Linked DNA regions of Homo sapiens: region 2 is linked to region 1. Evidence: read pairs that join two places in POLR2A ChIA-PET (ENCODE). Cell type or tissue: Panc1. All regions are shown on one strand. Links, peaks and the distances in the headings refer to the core of each region. The heading gives the core; the rest is flanking DNA.

Evidence for each region. ChIA-PET counts read pairs that join two places held together with the same protein. Peaks named below come from ENCODE experiments on the same cell type or tissue, not always from the same donor. Only the 100,000 strongest peaks of a DNase experiment are listed, where the experiment ranks them.
Region 2: POLR2A ChIA-PET joins it to region 1 with 9 read pairs; 2 of 35 experiments call an interaction of 5 or more read pairs at or near these places.

Annotation. Positions count from the first base shown.
Region 1 is chr10:100,597,334-100,603,039 of GRCh38, forward strand. No RefSeq gene overlaps it. Among named protein-coding and RNA genes, the nearest start is that of HIF1AN, 64 kb to the left of the region's middle. In Panc1, for the core only: no CTCF peak of the experiment used is centred there; a DNase peak (open chromatin) is centred at 3,096; H3K27me3 peaks cover 522 bases.
Region 2 is chr10:100,866,687-100,871,453 of GRCh38, forward strand. No RefSeq gene overlaps it. Among named protein-coding and RNA genes, the nearest start is that of SLF2, 44 kb to the right of the region's middle. In Panc1, for the core only: no CTCF peak of the experiment used is centred there; no DNase peak of the experiment used is centred there.

The sequences.
Region 1 (5,706 bases), core at 803-4,802:
ACAGGCTGCGTTAAAAACAAATCACTCTGGTCGGGCACGGTGGCTCAAGCCTGTAATCCCAGCACTTTGGGAGGCCGAGGCGGGCGGATCACGAGATCAGGAAATCGAGACCATCCTGGCTACCACGGTGAAACCCGGTCTCTACTAAAAATACAAAAAATCAGCCGGTCGCGGTGGCGGGCGCCTGTAGCCCCAGCTACTCGGGAGGCTGAGGCAGGAGAATGGCATGAACCTGGGAGGCGGAGCTTGCAGTGAGCGGAGATCGTGCCACTGCACTCCAGCCTGGGCGACAGAGCGAGACTCCGTCTCAAAAAAAAAAAATGACTCTCAGTACCCATGCAATTCAACCAAATGGGGGAGCACAAGCGCACGGCGGCCCAGCCCATGAACGTTTGATAAGCCACAAGTGTTAAGTCAGTATGTGTAACAGAGGACTGATGGTGTCACTTAAGCCAGTGAGCCAGGTATGTGCAGGTTGTTTTAAAAGTTCTATTTTAATAATATCAATAATAATAACTAAAACTTATTGAGTGCTTTGTCTGTGCCAGGCACCATACTAAATGCTTCTATATGTATCTTTAAATAAAAAAAAAAGAGAGATGGGGTCTCACTTTCTCACCTAGGCTGGAGTGCGGTGGTGCAATCTTGGCTCACTGCAGCCTTGACCTCCTGGGCTCAAACAATCCTCCTACCTCAGCCTCCTGAGTAGCTAGGACTATAGGCATGCACCACCATGCTCAGCTAATTTTTGTATTTTTTGTAGAGATGGGGTCTCACCATATTGCCCAGGCTGTTTTTGTTTTGTTTTTGTTTGTTTGTTTGTTTGTTTGCTTTTGAGATGGAGTCTCACTCTGTTGCCCAGGCTGGTTTTGAAGTCCTGGGCTCAAGCAATCCACCTGCCTTGCCCTCCCAAAGTGCTGAGATTACAGATGTGATGTGAGCCACAAATCTGGCTTTTTTTTTTTTTTTTGAGACTAGGTCTCATTCTGTTGCCCAGGCTGGAATGCAGTGTTGTTATCACAGCTCACTGTACCTTTGACCTCCCAGACTCAAGTGATCCTCCCACCTTAGCCTCCTGGGTAGCTGGGAATACAGGTACATACTACCAGCCTGGCTAATTTTTTTTTTTTTGTATTTTTTTGTAGAGACTAGGTTTTGCCATGTTGCCCAGGCTGGCTTCTATATATATCTAAATTAATCATTACCTGAAGAGAGTAGGATCATCCTATTTTATAGATAAGGAAACTGAAGCTTAATGAAGTTCCATAACTTTCCCAAGGTCTCATAGCTACTAGATGGTAGAGGCAAGTTTCTTCTGGCTGATTCCAAAATCTATGCTTTTGTGTGCTACACTATATTGTTTACAATATTTATTTTGTCAATGAACAACCAACACAAGCAAGTATGCAGAGGATAGGTAAGGGCTTGGATGTTGGAAAACATTTTCCTACCGTCAGAAAAGTGTTCCTCGAAAACCAACTGGCTCATTCTTAGCAGTTTCCTGAGGTGAGAGGATATTCCTAGAGGGGTTTGGGGTGTTTGGGGAAGCTTACACTCTGCTGGGACATGTCGGTCCTTGTCTTCTATATCGATTCCAGACATCTGGTTACAATCACCAGTGGCCTCCCTTTAGTTCAGTCCTAGCTTCTTTTATTTCAACTGAATCTGGTTGGAATTTTTTAATCTTAATTACAAAATTAAAGGAGAACGACAAAGCTACACTTTCAGTGCCTGGACTCATAACCCCAACATACTAACAGCTGAATCACCAACCAGCTTGATTGCCAAGGCTTATGGGCCAGCCTTCCATTTCAATCTCTCACCTCAACCCTGAGCGAATCAAGCATGGCAGATTCGGGCTGGCACCATGGCTGGGCTTGGGGAGCTCCTGTTCTTTTTCCCCAGACCTCCTTCTTAGCTGTATGCCACCCCCACCTCCGTGTATCTGTCCTCCGGGCAGCTGCGCACCCCTCCACCTCAGAGCTGCCAAGCCCCCGAGCCTGTGTCTCCTGGTGAGGAAGCAGAGACAAGGTATCAGCAGGCTTAGCCTCCTGGTTCACTCTTTATCCTTAGAAGAAGAGGCCCTGCTCTCACCCTGAAGCCATTTCTCGCTGCCCTGTTATATCCTGTCACCCGAAGCACACCTCCTGTCCAGAGTTCCAAGTGAGTTTTCTGGGAGAGCTTGACTTCAGGCCCCAGCTGATATTTGTGTCTGCTCTGGCCTCTGCCTTGTGCCCTGCAGATAACCCTGCGCTCCCTGGAGCTCTCAGTCTCCTGCTGGATCCCTTCTGTGGTCTGGAACAGATTCTTCAGCTACAGAAAGTTGTTCCTTTTGCTCAAAATACCCTTCCTTCTTACCTTTTCTTAACCAGGCTACTTTTTTTTTTTTTTTTTTTTGAGACAAAGTCTTGCTCTGTCGCCCACGCTGGAGTGCAGCGGCATGGTCTTGGCTCACTGCAACCTCCGCCTCCCGGGTTGAAGCGATTCTCCTGCCTCAGCCTCCCGAGTAGCTGGGACTACAGGCATGCACCACCACACCCGGCTAATTTTTGTATTTTTAGTAGAGACGGGGTTTCGCCATGTTGACCAGGCTGGTCTCAAACTCCTGACCTCAGGTGATCCACCCGCCTTGGCCTCCCAAAGTGCCGAGATTACAGGCGTGAACCACCGCGCATGGCCCCGGGCTACTTTTAACTATCCTCTGGATCACAGCTCAGATGTCACCTCTTCTAGGAAGCTCCCCCAATCCCTCACTTGTGTTGAGTGCCTTTTCTCTGTGTTGGGTGCCTTTTAGCTCTTAAAACTCTAGACTGAAATTAACTCATTACTTGTATGCCTCCCCACTCTGGACTGTGAGCCCTGAAAACCTATGTATGAACCCTTGTTCACCAGTGTGTTCCCAGTACCTAATAGGGTTTATCATGTAGTAGGTGCTCAATAAATGTTTATTTAATGTATTAATTAATCAATGATTAAACCTCTTCTCATTTGAAAGTCTAAGTTACTACCCATCATATTTTGTCTGCTATATATAGTTCTGTCTCCCTGGTCATGTGTAGAGCAGAATGACTCATATCCCCTGACTGTCATGAATGAACAAGTGCAGCTCACCCAGCCACCCACCTCTTCAGTTCTCCTAATGGATGTGTTCTTCACGGGGTCCTAGAAACCTTATGGCTTCCTATTTCTATAGATTTTCCAACAGCGAAAATACTCCATATAAATGATACATACGTCGGAGTAGACTGAGTTATGTGGCTGTCACAACCCCCATTCTCAGCAGTTTAAGGTAAGGAAGGTTTTTTTCTTCCACTGTGTGCATCCTGGCTAGGCTGCTTTGCATTGTCACCAACCAGGGACCCAGGCATTGCTCTAAGAAGTCCTGCGGTTTATAAAAGTTAAAATCCTGTTTACATCTGTTTAGGCTTCTGTTTCCCAGATTATGTGACCACAGAACGCTTTTCTCATACCTATTTACATCCCATCTTAGTTCTTCTGGACTGCTACAACAAAATACCTTAGCCTGGGTAATTTAAAAACAATGGGAATTCATTACTCGCAGTTCTGGAGGCTGAGGAGTCCAAGATCAAGGTGCCAGCAGATTTGGTGTTTGGTGAGAACTTGCTTTTTGCTTCAAAGATGGTGACTTCTTGAGGTATTCTCACATGGCAGAAGGGACAGGGCAGCTCCCCTCAACCTCTTTTGTAAGGAAACCAATCCTATTCATGAGGTAATCATCTTCTAAAGGCCCCATTCTTAATACCATTGCACTGGGGACACACACGTTTAGACCATAGCACATTATATGGACCAAGCTTTGTCTTAGTTCATTTTCTGCTGCTATAGCAGAATACCACAGACTGGGTAATCCATAATAAACAGAAATTTATTGGCTTGCAATTCTGGAGTCTAGGAAGTCCAAGACTGAGGGGTTAGCATCTTGCAAGGACCTTCTTGCTACTCACCTCATGGGAGAAGGGCAAAGAGAGGTTGAGAGAGAACAGGGGGCTGAACTCAGCTTTTTATGACAAACCCAGTCCTGCTATAACAGCATTAAATTCATTCATGACGGTGGTACCCATGACCCAAACATCTCCCATTAGGTCCCACCCTGCAAGACTACTTCATTGGGAATCAAATTTCTTTTCTTTTTTTTTGAGATGGAGTTTAGCTCTGTCACTGAGGCTGGGGTGCAATGGTGTGATCTCTGCTCACTGCAACCTCCACCTCCTGGGTTCAAGCGATTCTCCTGACTCAGCCTCCTGAGTAGCTGGGATTACAGGTGCCTGCCACCACACCTGGCTAATTTTTGTATTTTTAGTAGAGACAGGCCAACCATGTTGGCCAGGCTGGTCTTGAACTCCTGACCTCAAGTGATCCGCCTACCTCGGCCTCCCAAAGTGCTGGGATTACAGGTGTGAGCCACGGTGTCTGGCCTTTATTTCACTTTTTAGGCCAGTCATGCAGAGATAGCACTGGCTCTGCATGAGGTGGCCCTGAGGTCTATGTCCTTACTGGCAGGGAGGCCTCTTTATTGAAAGGAGGCCTCTTTATTGAAGGGCTGTATGGGATCATAGTTAAGTGCTCAAGCCAAGAGTCTACCAAACAAGTTCAAATCCCATCCTGGCCACCACTAACCAGCTAGGTGGCTTCTAGCATGTTACTCGACTAACCCCTTTGACCCTCTCACTCCTTATTTGTAAAATGGGCTAATCATACTAACTTCATAGAGTTGCTCTTATGATTGAATTAGTTCATGTATGTGAAAGTATCTGACACATAGTAGTTGCTCAACAAATATCTGTATAATTGATTTTTTTTTAAAAGGGAGATAATAGGCTTCCTTTTATTTTGGGATAACCTTGGGATATACCGAATATGGGAGTTAAATGAGGCTCAAATCCTTAATAACAGAGTTTATTGTATATGAAAGGCGTTGAGTCCCTGTGTGATTTGCAGACATTGAAGATGGTACAGAGGGGGAACAAGTGCTGGGGTCCTTCTTGATAACAATGCTGATGCTCCGAATGACACTTTTACAGCTGACACTTCCACCTTCCAGACCGTACAGGGGACTTCTGCAGGTGGTGACTTCTCTGGGAGCTACATTCCTGGGAGCAATTGCCCAGTGTCCTCCCAGGTGGATTATTATATGGCAGCCTTGAGAGCCACAGTCGAAGGGCTGTCTAGGGGTCAAGACCCTGAGGAAGCGGCATTTAAGGGTCTCAAAGACCTGCTGAACATCAGCTGAAAGGCCTGTCCAGGGAGCTGAAGAAGGCGAAGAATGGGAGCCTGGAGCACAAGGAGTATTTGTGAATCACAGAACTCAGTGAATATCCTTGACTACTTGTAGGGCTTCCAATCCAGGGCAGTGTGGACCTTTGTGGGATCCTCCATCTGCTTTGGGGCTTGATGTACTCTAAGAATTTTGCAAACTTAAGGTAAAGACATATCTTAAGTTTTCCTGGCTTTGCAAGTAATCTTTGCTTGAAGATGGGCCAGCTAGAAATGGATGGTAGGTTCAATGGGGTCTCAGGGGAAAGTGGACTATGGTCTAATTAATGACTGTCAAATATTTTTACTCTGACCCACAGCCCAAAATACATTCTGCATGGTGACCTAGCATATATACACATACACACACACACCTGAAACAAAAGTTTTATTAGGCAGTACCTATACTTAACATATGTGATGCATTCTGGT
Region 2 (4,767 bases), core at 768-4,767, 270 kb after region 1:
GAAAAGCTCATTTTGCTGGTAATTTACTCTCCTGCTTTTGGGCTGCTCCGCCTGCCGCTGCCGCCCGCCCGGGCTGCCTGTTCCAATATTAGATATAAACAAGTAAACTGTGTAATGGATCACATTAAGCAGGCTTTGCGTCTTGAGGCAGGATTTAATTTGCATGGCAGATTAGCTTGTCTTCCCAGCAAGGCACCCCGGGGCACCCCGAGCTGTAATAGGATCCCGCCTCTTAGAGCCCATTAAGGCAATTGAGAGCGCCTCCTAATCTCCCTCCCCGCCCTGCACCAGAATCCCCTCCTGCCGGACCAAGGAGGGACTTGTGATAGCGGACGCCCATCTTGTAACCCTGTGTGGTGCCCCCATCTCAGGCCCCACCTTGCCCTTAAAGCAGCAACCCCAAGCCCCATGGGTTGCCCCCTTTCTACCTCCTTCCTCAGCACCCAACCTCAGAGAACTTGCCCTTTGAGCACCCCCAACTCTGCTTCAGAGCACCCCGACTGCCCTGAATCCACTTTCCCCCATTCCTCCAAGTGTCCCCAAACTCCAGGCCTGTGCTCTGACCCCTAGCTTTCTCCATTCCCTGCCTGGCTCCCCCAGATCCTCCAGCAATCAGTGGGCTTCCTAGCTGAGGTCAGGGGTTAGAATGTCTTCCATCCCTTTCTTCAATTTTTCATTTAACAGCCGTTCATTGAGCTTCCTGTGCCCCTAACAATATCATTGTCTGGTTGGGAATCAGAGCAAGACTCAGAACCTGCGTGGAGATCAAAGTTCAACTTACAATCTGGTTTCAAAGTGGGGCTGAAGTGAGTGATTATAACAACCCTCATTTGTGGGGCGCCTTAAAGTTTATGTGTTACATCTATTAGGTCATTAATCCTAACCTTCAGAGAGGAACTCTTTTAAATCAGCCCCACTGGGCCAGGCATGGTGGCTCACACCTATAATCCTAGCACTTTGGGAGGCCGAGACAGGAGGATCACTTGAGCCCATGAGTTCAAGACCAGCCTGGGCAACATAGGGAGACCCCATCTCTACAAAAAATACTAAATTAGCTGGGCATAGTCCTACCTACTCGGGAGGCTTAGGTGGGAGGATCACTTCGGTCCAGGAGGTCAAAGCTGCAGTGAGCCGTGATCACTCCACTGCACTCCAGGCTGGGCAACAGTGCAAGACCCTGTCTAAAAATCCCAAGAAATTAAAAATAAGCAAATAAATAAATAAACCAGCTCCATTGAAAAGATGAGGAAACGGGCTCAGTGAGGAGAAATGATTTGTCCAAGGTCAAACGATTGGTAAGGGGCAGCTCCAGGACTCCACCCAGCTCTGCCGGACCCGAAGTGCAGAAGTCTTTCTGATATACCACAGTACCGGGGTCAGCATTGGTCTCTGGAGAGGAAAGGGGCCGTCTTAGGGTTAAGGCCCATACCAGGGTCCATATCAGGACCAGGCCGATCTTCGCTATCAGTCCCCTGCCCCACAACTGGACCAGGGTGAGTGGATCCCACAGCAGGGATCAGTTTCCCACTTATTTAACCAAAGGTAATCCTGCAGTGGAGTTACTGAACACTTGTGAAGGGCACTAAACAACCAAATGCCAGTGGCACTGGAAACCAGGGAGACTGGGGTAGGTGTAGAGAAAGACCTGCAGGCTGTGGAGCATCCCCCAGCCCGATCCCCTCAGCATTGGCAAGCCCCTGAGCTGGACTGGGTTGGGCTGGGGATGGGGACTGTGGAGCCTGCAGGGAGACGGGGCCTGGGTGGGTGGGTATGGGGCCAGGCTGGTGGAGAAGGGTCAGTTCAGTCCTGCTTAGCTCACAAAGGGTCCTTGTTGTGGGTAATGGGACTCCCCTGGCAGCTTTATTTGCTGTCAGTGGCTTTTATTAAAGTCTCCAGTTTCAGACCCTCCAACCTCCAGCCATTGTGTGTGCTCGCCCTGGGCCCTGCCCCCATCCCCTGGCTAGATGACTCTGAAGGGCCTCCCTGCTCTGTCTCCTGGGCCCCAGCCACCCCCCCCAACCCAGGCACCAGTCTCCCACCTTCACCTCCCAGAGAGAGGGCAGAAAGGCTATGCACTCGGGGGAACATCTCAGCCCTGGCCCTCCAACACCTCAAAATGGACCCAAATCTCCCAGACGTTGTGACTGGTGCTGGGGGTGAGGCAGTGAGGCAGCCTGGGCAGAATGCACACTGAGTGGCACACACGCATGCACATATGTGTACCCTTGTGTGTCCTTGAGGGCTGCATACCCATCTGTTCCCTCAGCCCGTGTCTTCACACAGACACACACAGAAATGAGTACTGTTTAGGGATTGAGAGGAGGGTGGGGTGGGGGCTTCAGTTTGATTCCATGAGCATTTAGGGACACCCTCCACCTCCACCAGGCACCAGGTCAGAACTAGAGGGCAGGAGGATGGAGAAGCGTCTTCCAGCTTCGTCTGTCACTTGGGATACTGACTCTCCCTGCTGCCTTCTCTCTGCCCACAGAAAGAAGCAGGCAGAGGAGCTAGGCTGGGCCTTGACGCTGGGTGAAGAAGAGACACGCAAATGCACCAAATATCAGCAGGTGTTTAACCTTACTTCACCCAGATTCTAACCTCTCGTTTGTAGCCCAGAGCCCCAGCCCTGGATTCACAGCCCAGAACCCAAGCAGCTGAGGCCTGGTTCTTACACACTTCCTTCCCAGAGAATATACTTGGGGTTGGGCACTGGAGAGACCCAGCCTTCAGGATGACCTCCCTGGGGCAGAAGTTTGAAGTAAAAATGGGCACATGATCCCAGGAAATCCTTGCTGAGCAGGGGAAAACAGAAGAGGGACATAGAGGGAAGCCCAAGGGCCACAGGTGGGGACTGAAGGGGACTCACATCCTGCACTTGGGCTTCTCGTCCATGCCCCACCCCACCCCTGTGGAGCTAGAGGGAAGAGACCGCACTGCCCTTCTCTCCATTACCCACTTATGTGAGAACTGAGGTTGGCATAAGTGCACAGCCAGTGACTGCGTCTGTGTGCAATTGGGTGTGGGCCACTAGGAATGTGAGTGTGTGTGCATGCATGTGTGTAGGGGGGTGATAATGGGGTCCACATGAGCATGAACACTGGGGTGTCAATCGTATACTTATATGTGTCTTCTGGAGGTGTCTGCTCTGGGGAGAGCAGCTCTATAGTTTATGTGAGGCGAGGATGTCTATGGTCGAAGGTGACTGCATGTATTTGTTGTGGGCTGTCTGTCCTGCATACTTTTGGGTATATAAGAGAGAGGGGGCCGGGCACGGTGGTGGCTCACGCCTGTAATCTCAGCACTTTGGGAGGCCGAGGCAGGTGGATCACCTGAGGTCAGGAGTTCATGACCAGCCTGGCCAATATGGTGAAACCCCGTCTCTACTAAAAATACAAAAATTAGCTGCGCATGATGGCACTCACACGTAGTCCCAGCTGCTCAGGAGGCTGAGGCAGGAGAATCGCTTGAACCCAGAAGGCAGAGGTTGCAGCAAGCCGAGATCGTGCCACTGCACTCCAGCCTGGGCGACAGAGCGAGACTCCATCTCAATGAAAAAGAGAGAGAGAGAAAGAGAGAGAGAGAGAGAGAGAGATCCAGGGGGTCCACAGCCCTCCCCAGGGTCTTCTGAGCCCCTGGCTCGGCCTGTGCCAGGCCATTTGGGGAGCGCCTGTGCTTTATGGTGCGCGGTTGAAAAATGGAAATGCTAATAAGTAGTCGTTAAATTGTCTTGCAAAAATGTTAAATGATAAATTGGGTAATGTTATTGTTGAAATGAAATATGTAAAATAAATGAGTTATTTATTTCTAATAAATATTTTGTTTACGATATATTTGTAGGGGTGTTAATTATTTTCCCCCTCAATCGGGGCAACGTATAAATTCTAATAAAGTGCGGGCTATGGTGAAGGCAGCGGGGCCGGTGGCGGCTCCTCCAGGCCGGGCTGCTGCAGGACCTCAGCCTGTGATGGATGCGGCAGTCACAAGCGATTGTTCTACTCGCTGATATTCTAGGCTCCCAAATGTGGCCTGTTTTGTTTCAAAAAAAAAAAAAAAGAAAGAAAGAAAGAAGAAAAGAGAGAGTCAGGGAAGAAAACAAATAGGCCAGGGTCTCCATGATGAGATGGTTAAATATACCAAGGCTGGGTCTCGCTCCTTAGCTAGCTGCACAGGCCCTGGGCACTCCTGTCACTGTTGCAGCCAGCTTTGCGGAAGGAGCAATAAACACATAAGCAAACCAAGCGGTGAAGAAACTTCGTGTCCCCTAGGCGCATCAGCAGCCCTGAGCACTCACGCCAGGCGAGGTGCCCTCCATGATTCCTGCTCTCCCCTGTGCCAGCTGGGGGGTTCTCCAAGGAGGCAGATGCCCCCATATCCTGCTGTTTCTAGCTCCTCCTCCCTTCAAGGGAGGAACCACACTTCCCCTTAACTCTGCCTCTTCTCCCCCTGCCAGGCCCCTTCCAAACCCTCTGATGCAGGAACCTCCAGGACTATCCATGGCCTGCCCAGGGGGACCCTAGTTTAGCCCCCTCAGGATCCATCTGACCAGAAATTGAACTAGGCCCTTGCCTGGCCCCTGAGGCTGGAACGCGTATGGCGTGCAGGGAACATTCCCTTTCAGAACAAGCTGCCTCCCCCCAGGGCCTTATCTCCCTGTGAGTAATAAAACTGCTGAGGCAGGACGGCCTGGTGGGCAGGCACAGGCAGCATTGGGTGCAGGATGCAGGGCTGTTCTGTCCCTGCCCCAGGCATCAGCTCATCCACCCTCCC